Regions from separate parts of the Homo sapiens genome. Here region 2 is linked to region 1. Evidence: read pairs that join two places in POLR2A ChIA-PET (ENCODE). Cell type or tissue: HepG2. All regions are shown on one strand. Each heading gives the region's core, and the rest is flanking DNA. Links, peaks and the distances in the headings are about the cores only.

Evidence for each region. Peaks named below come from ENCODE experiments on the same cell type or tissue, not always from the same donor. Only the 100,000 strongest peaks of a DNase experiment are listed, where the experiment ranks them.
Region 2: POLR2A ChIA-PET joins it to region 1 with 8 read pairs; 1 of 35 experiments calls an interaction of 5 or more read pairs at or near these places.

Annotation. Positions count from the first base shown.
Region 1 is chr7:47,731,910-47,736,292 of GRCh38, reverse strand. No RefSeq gene overlaps it. Among named protein-coding and RNA genes, the nearest start is that of LINC00525, 27 kb to the left of the region's middle. In HepG2, for the core only: no CTCF peak of the experiment used is centred there; DNase peaks (open chromatin) are centred at 1,792 and 3,340.
Region 2 is chr7:47,472,686-47,477,068 of GRCh38, reverse strand. The region is part of intron 4 of TNS3 (tensin 3); the gene reads left to right. Among named protein-coding and RNA genes, the nearest start is that of SNORD151, 10 kb to the right of the region's middle. RefSeq lists a silencer at 1,425-1,484 and an enhancer at 1,359-1,902. In HepG2, for the core only: CTCF peaks have their summits at 1,583 (motif pointing left) and 1,886; DNase peaks (open chromatin) are centred at 1,288 and 1,748.

The DNA.
Region 1 (4,383 bases), core at 100-4,099:
GAAGGAAGGAAGGGAGGGAGGGAGGGAGGAAGGAAGGAAAGAAAGAAAGAAGGAGGGAGGGAGGGAAGAGAGGGAGGGAGGGAGGGTGGAAAGAAAGAGAGAGAGGGAGGGAGGGGAGAGAGAGAGGGAGGGAGGGAGGAAAGAGAGAGAAAAAGAAAGAAAGAAAGAAGGGAGGGAGGGAGGAAGGAAAAGAAAGAAAAGAAAGAAGAAAGAAAGAGAAAGAAAGAAAAAGAAAGAGAGAAAGAAAGGAAGAAAGAAAGAGAAAGAAAGAAAGAGACATCTTGGCAGTGGAAGGCAGTGGCCACGCCTTCCTGCTTGAAGTCTGGGCAACCCTCTGTGTCCATCCTGGAGAAAGGAGCCCTTGAGACCAGCATATTCTTAATGTGTTGCCTGCTCATGGTGAGAAGATATTCAGGAAAAAGAAGCTCACGCCTTTGTTTCCCCTCCACTCTTCACTCTCCCATCCAGAGAAGACACGCTCTGTAGGTTAGAGCGGGCAAGCATGGGATCCCACAGCGTAAGGATGAAAGTGCTCTGTTGGAATTAAGCACAGAGGAGTACACATTGTGGAAGCCACTAAATATAAGTGACACAAGTAACCAAGACTGCTGGCTGCCCTTCCTGTCTACTCTCCCTTTTCCCTTGGGAACAGAATTGCAGTTCTAAGTGGAAATACAGACCCGCATCCCATACACCCAGGTACTTGCATGCCACTCAGTCTGACAAATGACACATAAGTGGAGTTTGTTAGGCAAGATTTCTGCAATAGCTCCTTAAGAGATGGACAGAGCTCCAACCCAGGCCCCCTTAAACCTGTTCCCCCTCTTCCTGGAATCTCAATTTGAGAGCTGGATCTCCAGCAGCCACCTTGATTCATGAGAAGCTTGTAAGGGTGGGAGCCATCCGGAGGGGACAAGCAAAGCAGTGGGAGAGAAGAAACCCAGGTCCCAAGTGGCCCTCAAGTCTCCATAGCTTCTCTGGATGCCCTGCCTCCAGACTGATTTTATGAAAAAGAAGAAAAGAAGCTTTTATCTTGTTCCCCCCGCTCCACCGCCCCTGGTCTCTGTTAATAGCAGCCAATTGCAATTCTAACTGATGTAGCATATACTGGAAATAGCATTGCACAAAAGTAACGTAATAGGTAAATAGTCACTGTGGATCAAACCCCATCTCTGCAGTCCTCCCTGAGATTTGGGACCTTAGCACATGAAGCAACTTCTTTGGGCTTTGGTTGCCTCATCTATAGATTGGGCTGTTCATGAGGCTGAGTAGGGAGGCCATCATAAAGCACTGTGTTTAAGATGCATTGGAAATAATCAGCTGTTTAGGTCGGAAGTAGGATGACTAAGTAAATGCTGGGCTGTGTTGAAAAAGATAGAGATATCCTATATTGAGAACAGCAAATCATTAATAGGGTGAACTAGAAATGACCTAGACTCTGACGGAACATCAGTGCCTTGCCTGTGGATGGGCTGGTCTCACCTGCACACACACAGCGTTGTGATGATGGTGGCCAGCAGGAAAGCTCCCTGTCCTGGCCAGACTGGTGGGGGATCTGTAGCTGGTGACCTTCTCTGCCCTCCAGCTACGAGTCAGCCTATGTCCTGGGCCGGCAGGAGGATGGGGCAGGGAGCAAGGTCGGGTGGAAGCCCAGAGCCGGATGTTTCTTTTGCCTCTAAATATCCTGTGTACACAGACCCCCGTCACCATTCAGAAGCCCAGAACTGAGATGACAGGTGACAAAGCTTTCTGTCTCCAGCCCAGACATCCGTTCCTCATCTCTGTCATTGTCATCTCCTCTCATCACGTGACCACAGTTAGACAAGACTGGCCACATCTAGAAAGAGTTTCTCCCAGTTACACATTCACCAGTTTGGCCATGGGCTTTGCTGGAGCTATTCAAGCACTAAATCATCCATCGCTCAACAAATATTCAGGGGTCACGGACCATGGGCTGGATACTACTTCTTTCCAGTGAGAGAAAACTCAGTCTGTGGTGGACCAACAGACTGAACATGCATTTTATAGGACTCCAGCAGCTGAAGGTGGCTTCACATGATACTGTCAAAGTAAATTTTATTCTGCATGGCAAAGTCTCCACTGAACAGTAATGATTATTGTAATGAACGATTAAGGACTCTTTGTATATGCCGGGTACCCTGGTAACTATTTTACACCGTTATATTGATTCAGAACAAAAAACCAGTGGAGAGTTCCTCGTATTTTTTTAGTCTGAATTTACAGTGAGATTTGGTGTTGGCAGTAAACCGTGCACGTGCAGCAATACCTGTTGCCCACTGAATACCGTGGTAGCACGAGGAGGGATGTGGCTGCCTTGGAGTAGATGGAAACAGGAACCCAGCGTTCTCTGCACTGGACTCATTACATATTCACATTCTCCAGCATGGGTGATGTTATGCAGTTAGCTTTTTAAGAATAAAAATTTGGCCGGGTGCAGTGGCTCAAGCCTGTAATCCCAGCACTTTCGGAGGCTGAGGCGGGTGGATAACCTGAGATCAGGAGTTTGAGACCAGCCTGGCTAACATGGTGAAACCCTGTTTCTACTAAAAATACAAAAAATTAGCTGGGCGTGGTGGCATGCGCCTGTAATCTCAGCTACTTGGGAGGCTGAGGCAGGAGAATCACTTGAACCCAGGAGGCAGAGGTTGCAGCGGGCCAAGATCACACCATTGCACTCTAGCTTGGGCAAAAAGAGCGAAATTCCACCTCAAAAAGAAAACAAAACAAAAAGAATAAAAATTGGAGGTAGGGTGAAGGAAAGAGCAATGAAAGAACCGCATTGCAGGAAGAACTCAGAGGAGCAGCCCCTCATGGAGTTGACTGGCACTTTGGGAATGACAGGGCTCGTCTGCACAACCTTCCAACCTAGCTCTAAGGCTCAAATGCCTGGTGTCTGCTTTCCCTATGAGAAATACCTTCCCACCTACCTTCCAGGCTGCAGAGGAGGGCAGGAAGTCTGTTCTGTGGCTTGCTAGATTCTTTTCAGTTGACGAACACCTGAGGAGGCGTAAAAAGCTGCCCAGCCTTCCTTACCCACTCTAGATTTCTGTGCTTCCTTCTGATTTTGTTTTTTGGTTTGTTATTATTGTTGTTTTTGAGATGGAGTCTCACTCTGTTGCCCAGGCTGGGGTGCAGTGGCACCATCTCGGCTCACTGCAACCTCTGCCTCCGAGGTTCAAGCGATTCTTCTGCCTCAGCCTCCTGAGTAGCTGCTATTACAGGCGCCCGCCACCATGCCCCACTAGTTTTTGTACTTTCAGTAGAGACAGGGTTTCATCATATTGACCAGGCTGGTCTCAAACTCCTGACCTCAGGTGACCCACCCACCTCCACCTCCCAGCGTGCTGGGATTACAGGCATGAACCACTGCACCCTGACTGATTTTGTTTGTTTTCTCACAGACTTCTAATTCACAGAATCTGCATCTCAAAATGGGGTGAAAACTTAAGGTCACCTTGCCCAACTAGCCCCTCTACAAAAACTTCAGTTAATTAATCAGTCTGCATGGATATTAGGTGTCAGGGTGTTTGTGGAAGTGACCTCTACAGAGTTTTGACACCACATACAAGGATCAGAACAAAATTTCAGGGTGAGACTCCAGGATCCAGGCTAGAAGTAAGGGATGGATCCCCCAAGAATGGCACCAAGGGCTGTGGCCTCAGAGCACCCCACTGGCCAACCAAAATTGCTTTAGGAGAGACGACTTGAGAGGCATTAGACAGAAGCACGCTGCAGGGAGAGGTTTGCACATGTTTGCTGTGCAGTCAACAGTGACAGTCCTGTGTGCAAATCCTGCCCCATCCAGGATTCGCTGTGAGACATGGAGGAGGCACGTAACCCCACTGAGATTGTTTCCTCATCTGCAACCTGGGCTAACAACTGTGCCTCTCTCAAGGATGCCAAAGAGTTCAATGCAATGACCATCCAATAGGCACATGCATTTTGCATATTGCATGGTTATGGCGCCTCTCTATTTAACTCATAGAGAAGGTGAGGAATTTAGATCCAGGTGATGAAGAGGGCTTTGAGAAGACAGATCTGCCTTGTTTCTCTCTTTGAGCCTCTCTTTCCTGATTTCTCAAATAAAAACTAGGAAATGTCAAGGCTGGAGATGACCTCTGAAGTTTCTTCCACCTGGAAGATCCAGCTTGAAAAGCAAAACCAGAACAAAATGAACACCCCATGCAAGTTCCTGAGAGGAGATGAAGCCAGGCAGACTTCAACAGCCTCGCTCTTGTCGCCCACACTGGAGTACAGTAGCACAGTCTTAGCTCACTGCAACCTCTGCCTCCGGGGTTCAAGTGATTCTCTTGCCTCATCAGCCTCCCGAGTAGCTGGGATTACAGGCATCCACCACCACAT
Region 2 (4,383 bases), core at 120-4,119, 260 kb after region 1:
GCCTTTGTGGCTCCCCGGGGCATTTAAGACACAATGGAGAAGGAACCTTTTCCGTGATTGTGGCGCATTGAACCCGTGGCTATTTACCTGTGATGTTCGTTTTCATATTCCTGGTAGCAGAATCTTCTGTTTACTGCAGCAGCTTACAAAAGTGGGATGTGAGGTTAGATTAATTCATGGACTCAAAATCGGCACATAGTATTGTTGAGAAAGGAGCTGGGAGGCAAACCTCCCTTTGTGAATGTCAACTTGGCATATGTTACATGGACACAGGGTTGGAGCTTCCTGGGAGCCAGTGTGAAAAGGAAACCACAATGATTGGCATGTGCCTTTCTGGAAGGTGGGAAGAAACAAGAATCAGCAGAGAAAATGTGCGACGTGGGAAATTATGGAGGGTGTAGACTAAGGCATCAGGGGCATGCACCACGTCTCCATGAGTCGAGCAGAATGATGATTTTGGAGGGATGTCAGAGGCAAGCTATTGCAGCATAGCCTCATTGGGACCTCTGGCTTTTAGAACTATAAAGGGACAATTGGTGTCTTTCTGCTTACATTACCGTTCTATGGGCTGTGGTCTTCTGGGTCATAGAGAGAATGCTTCACCATTGTTCAGGTAACTACTGTCCCTAAGGCTGGGAGAGGTGGCCGGGCTCCTTACAGGGGAGTCACAGCCTGTGGTCCAGCTGCTCTGTAAGTCTACGTGTATGTGTACACGCAGTGCTCACATGCGCACACAGGCACAGAATGTAGTGGTAGGTGTGAGCATGGACTAGAGTTGGGTTGAGTCCCATCCGGGGTATGACACTGGTGAGCTGTGTGGCCCTGAATGGAGTTCTTTCACTTTTCTGGGCTCCACTTTCCTCTTCTGTAAAATGAGGACGCCACCAGCTCTTCTTGGGGTCACTGCCAGGATCGAATGAAATAACATGCTTAGATCCTCAGTGCTAGTGTGACACAGGGAAGACACGTGATGTGTGGGGAAGAGCCTGGTTGGTTGTCCTGTGAAGGTGAGTTGGCAGTGCGGTTCTTCTGGTGCCCACAGCCTTTGCTGTGTGCCATTCATTGTTGATCTGGTTCTCCTGATGGAGAGAACCAGTCTGATGAGTTCCAGAGCGTGTCCCCTGCTTCCTGAGGGTGAGGGCACCGATGACAGACACAGTAGATGATTCCTGTGATCCCGCATTTGCAGACTTGGAGGCACCACGGTCAGAACAAGGGCGCATGCGAGTCTGTCCTTGGTAGTTGCAGGTTTGCAGGATCTTTTCATGATGCTGCGGCCTAACAGTGGTCCGAATGGTGGCCCCACAGCTTTTGATTGAAGTTCAAGGGCAGAGTGTCCTTGTTTTTTTCCATCCTGTGTTTACCTTCATACACTCTGCAAGCGATTGATTCATACCAGCAAATCTTGATGCCCTCAGGTGCAGGGCAGCCTTCACTAGGACACCCCGAGGCCATGTATGGGACCCACTTCCCCGCCCGGCCTCCTGGGCAGCCCACAGCCAGCCTGAGTCCAGGGAGGGCCTGGCCCCCCCCCCGGGGAAGTGCCGCCTGTTTACAGAGGGGCCACTGTCCTTGAAGGAGGCCGGTGTCTCCGCCTTCTGGTGGCGGCCTCTGGTGTGGGAGGGTTCAGGGCAGTGCCTGATCCAGCTCCGGGCAGGTCCCGAGCCCGCACCAGCTGCCTGCACTCACGCTGTGATTGTTCTTGCTTGGCCTTGGCCACTGTGGTCTGTGGCCCTGGAAGAGGGGTTGGGTAAGAATAGTGGCTGAGTCATCAGGGCGGTGCTTCTCTTGGTTCACCTCACCCGAGGCCAGTGGGCTAGTTCCCTCCAAGGTGACTGCAGGGCTCACATTTCAGCCTGAGGCTGGAGCTCACACTCCACCTTTGCACAGCTCTGTGTGCAAGATGCGTGTGTCTGTGGTCTGTGGTGTGTGTGAGGTGTTTTGTGTGTGTATGTTGTGTTTGTGTGTTGTGTGATGCAGTGTGTGTGTTGTACGTGAGGTGTGTTTTTGTGTGTGAGTTGTCTGTTGTCTGTTGTGTGAGGTGTGTGTGTTGTGTGTTGCGTGTGAGGTGCTTTGAGTGCGTTGCAGTGTGTGTAGTGTTTTGTGTGTGTTGCATGTGTTGTATTGTGTGAGGTGTTACCTGTGTGTGTGAGGTGTTTTTTTTTGTGTGTGTTGCGGTGTGTGTGTTGTGTGTGAAGTGTTGTGTGTGAGGTGTTTTGTGTGTGAGGTGTGTCTGTCGTGTGTGTTGTGTGTGAGGTGTGTGTGTTGTGCTTTGTGTGTTGTGTGTGAGGTGTGTGTGTTGTGCTTTGTGTGTTGTGTGTTGTGCTGAGGTGTGTTGTGTGTGTACATGTCTGTGCTGTGTGTGTTGTGTGTATTATGTGTGAGGTGTTTTGTGTGTGTGAGGTGTTTTTTGTGTGTGTTGTGGTGTGTGTTGTGTGTGAAGTGTTGTGTGTGAGGTGTTTTGTGTGTGAGGTGTGTCTTGTGTGTGTTGTGAGGTGTGTGTGTTGTGCTGTGTGTGTTGTGCTGAAGTGTGTTGTGTGTGTACATGCCTGTGTTGTGTGTGTGTACATGTCTGTGTTGTGTGTATTGTGTGAGGTGTTGTGTGTGTGTTGCAGTGTGTGTTGTATGTGTAGTGTGTGTTGTTTGTGTTGTGTTTTGTGTATGTGTTGCTTATTTTGTGTATGTGTTGTGTTGTGTGTGAAGTGTTTTGTGTGTGTTGTGAGGTGTTTTGTGTGTGTTGTGTGGGTTATGTGAGGTGTGTGTGCTGTGTGTGTTTATGTGTGTGTGTTGTGTGTGAAGTGTTTTGTGTATGTGATGTGTATTGTTTGTGAGGTGTTTTGTGTGTGTTGTGTGTGAGGTGTTTTTTGTGTGCTGTTTTGTGTGTTGTGTGAGGTGTTGTGTGTGAGGTTTTTTTATGTGTGTTGTGTGTGTGTGTGTGTGTGTGTGTGTGTTGAGACTTGCTCAGTATGTTTTACTTGAACTCAGAAAGCCAGACAGAGGAAGTGACCAGAGCAACAAGACCAACCAACACAAGGACAGGACAGATGTGACTGTCAGGAAGTCTTGCAGGTCACGTGCTGCCATCCCTGCCTCTGCCCCAGTGACCGTGATGGAGTCTCATGAAGCTATTTGATTCTTTCAGAAAGAATGCTGACCAAATGGATGATGAGGAGCTTCAGATAAATGAAATCACTTTAATGGTCTCCATTTTATTTTACTGAAAAATTAAGCAAATTTCCAACAAAACACCCACACTTTCCACCTGTAAATTACTGGGTGTGGGGCTTAGTGAGCTGAGCATCCAGTGATCTGGGACAGTGGATCCAGGTGACCTATGTGGGTCTGTTCTGCCGGCCCCAGCCTGCAGTGGTTTCTGCATGCATGTTGTCACAGAAGGCTTCCCACAAGTCTCTGGGTATGCATTTCTTGTCCTCACGGCCCATAAGTCCAGGTATTTGACTGGACAGTGGTTATTTCCTGCTTATAGATTGTTTCCACCCCTCAGTAAACTTCAGAAACACAGACACGGGTCTATACACCACAGCAGAGTCTCGGCTGAAGATCACCTACACGTGTATGTGTGCGTGCTCATGGTTTCTGGATTCACCGCTGCCCCTTCCAGATTCTGTGTGTCTCATCAGGAGTCTTCATGCAAACATATTTGACCAGAGTCACAGTGAAATTGAGTTCTATTAGGTCAATGGATATACGCAAATGTTCTTGCTCCTTAATCTCTCTGATCTCCAGGAAGCAGAGAGAAGAGTTTCAAGGATCCTGTTAGATCAGCATCCAGGTGTTCCATTTGGTCAGAAGAGCCAAACTCAACATCTGTGGCTTTGGCAAAAGTCAGGTGAGACCCAAAAATAAAAGTACAAACCGATACTGCATTCCCCAGATCTTACCTTGACACTCAGTCATCACAGAGTGGTGTTTAGTTAGCCTGTGCATACAGCATTCGGGCATTGGCAGGGCACGGTGGAGGACGATGGGTGTGGATGCTGAGCAGTCGGGTGGGAGGAGGGCTGCGTGGGCGATCACACTCAGATTGGGAGGGCTGGATGCGCGTGAGGTCGCTCAGCAGAAGGTGAGGAAGGGGTGGGGCCAGCACTGTAAGTCCGTCTGTTTCTCACCCAGCGCCCCTCTGGAGGGTGCTTCGTTGTTGGGGATGACCCTCACCCCCATCTCCCAGCTGCTGCGTCCTGAACAACAACGGCTCAGGGTCCTGCCTCATCATTGCCCATGGCCTCAGCCCTGGGAGGGTGTGGATGTAGTGCAGGCTGGTTCTCTGTTGCTTTGGAGCAAGTGCAGACCAGCAGGAGTGTCCGGGATTTACTCTGTGGGAGGGAGTAGGACAGGCTGAAGATGTGCTGAGATGTGGGCTGG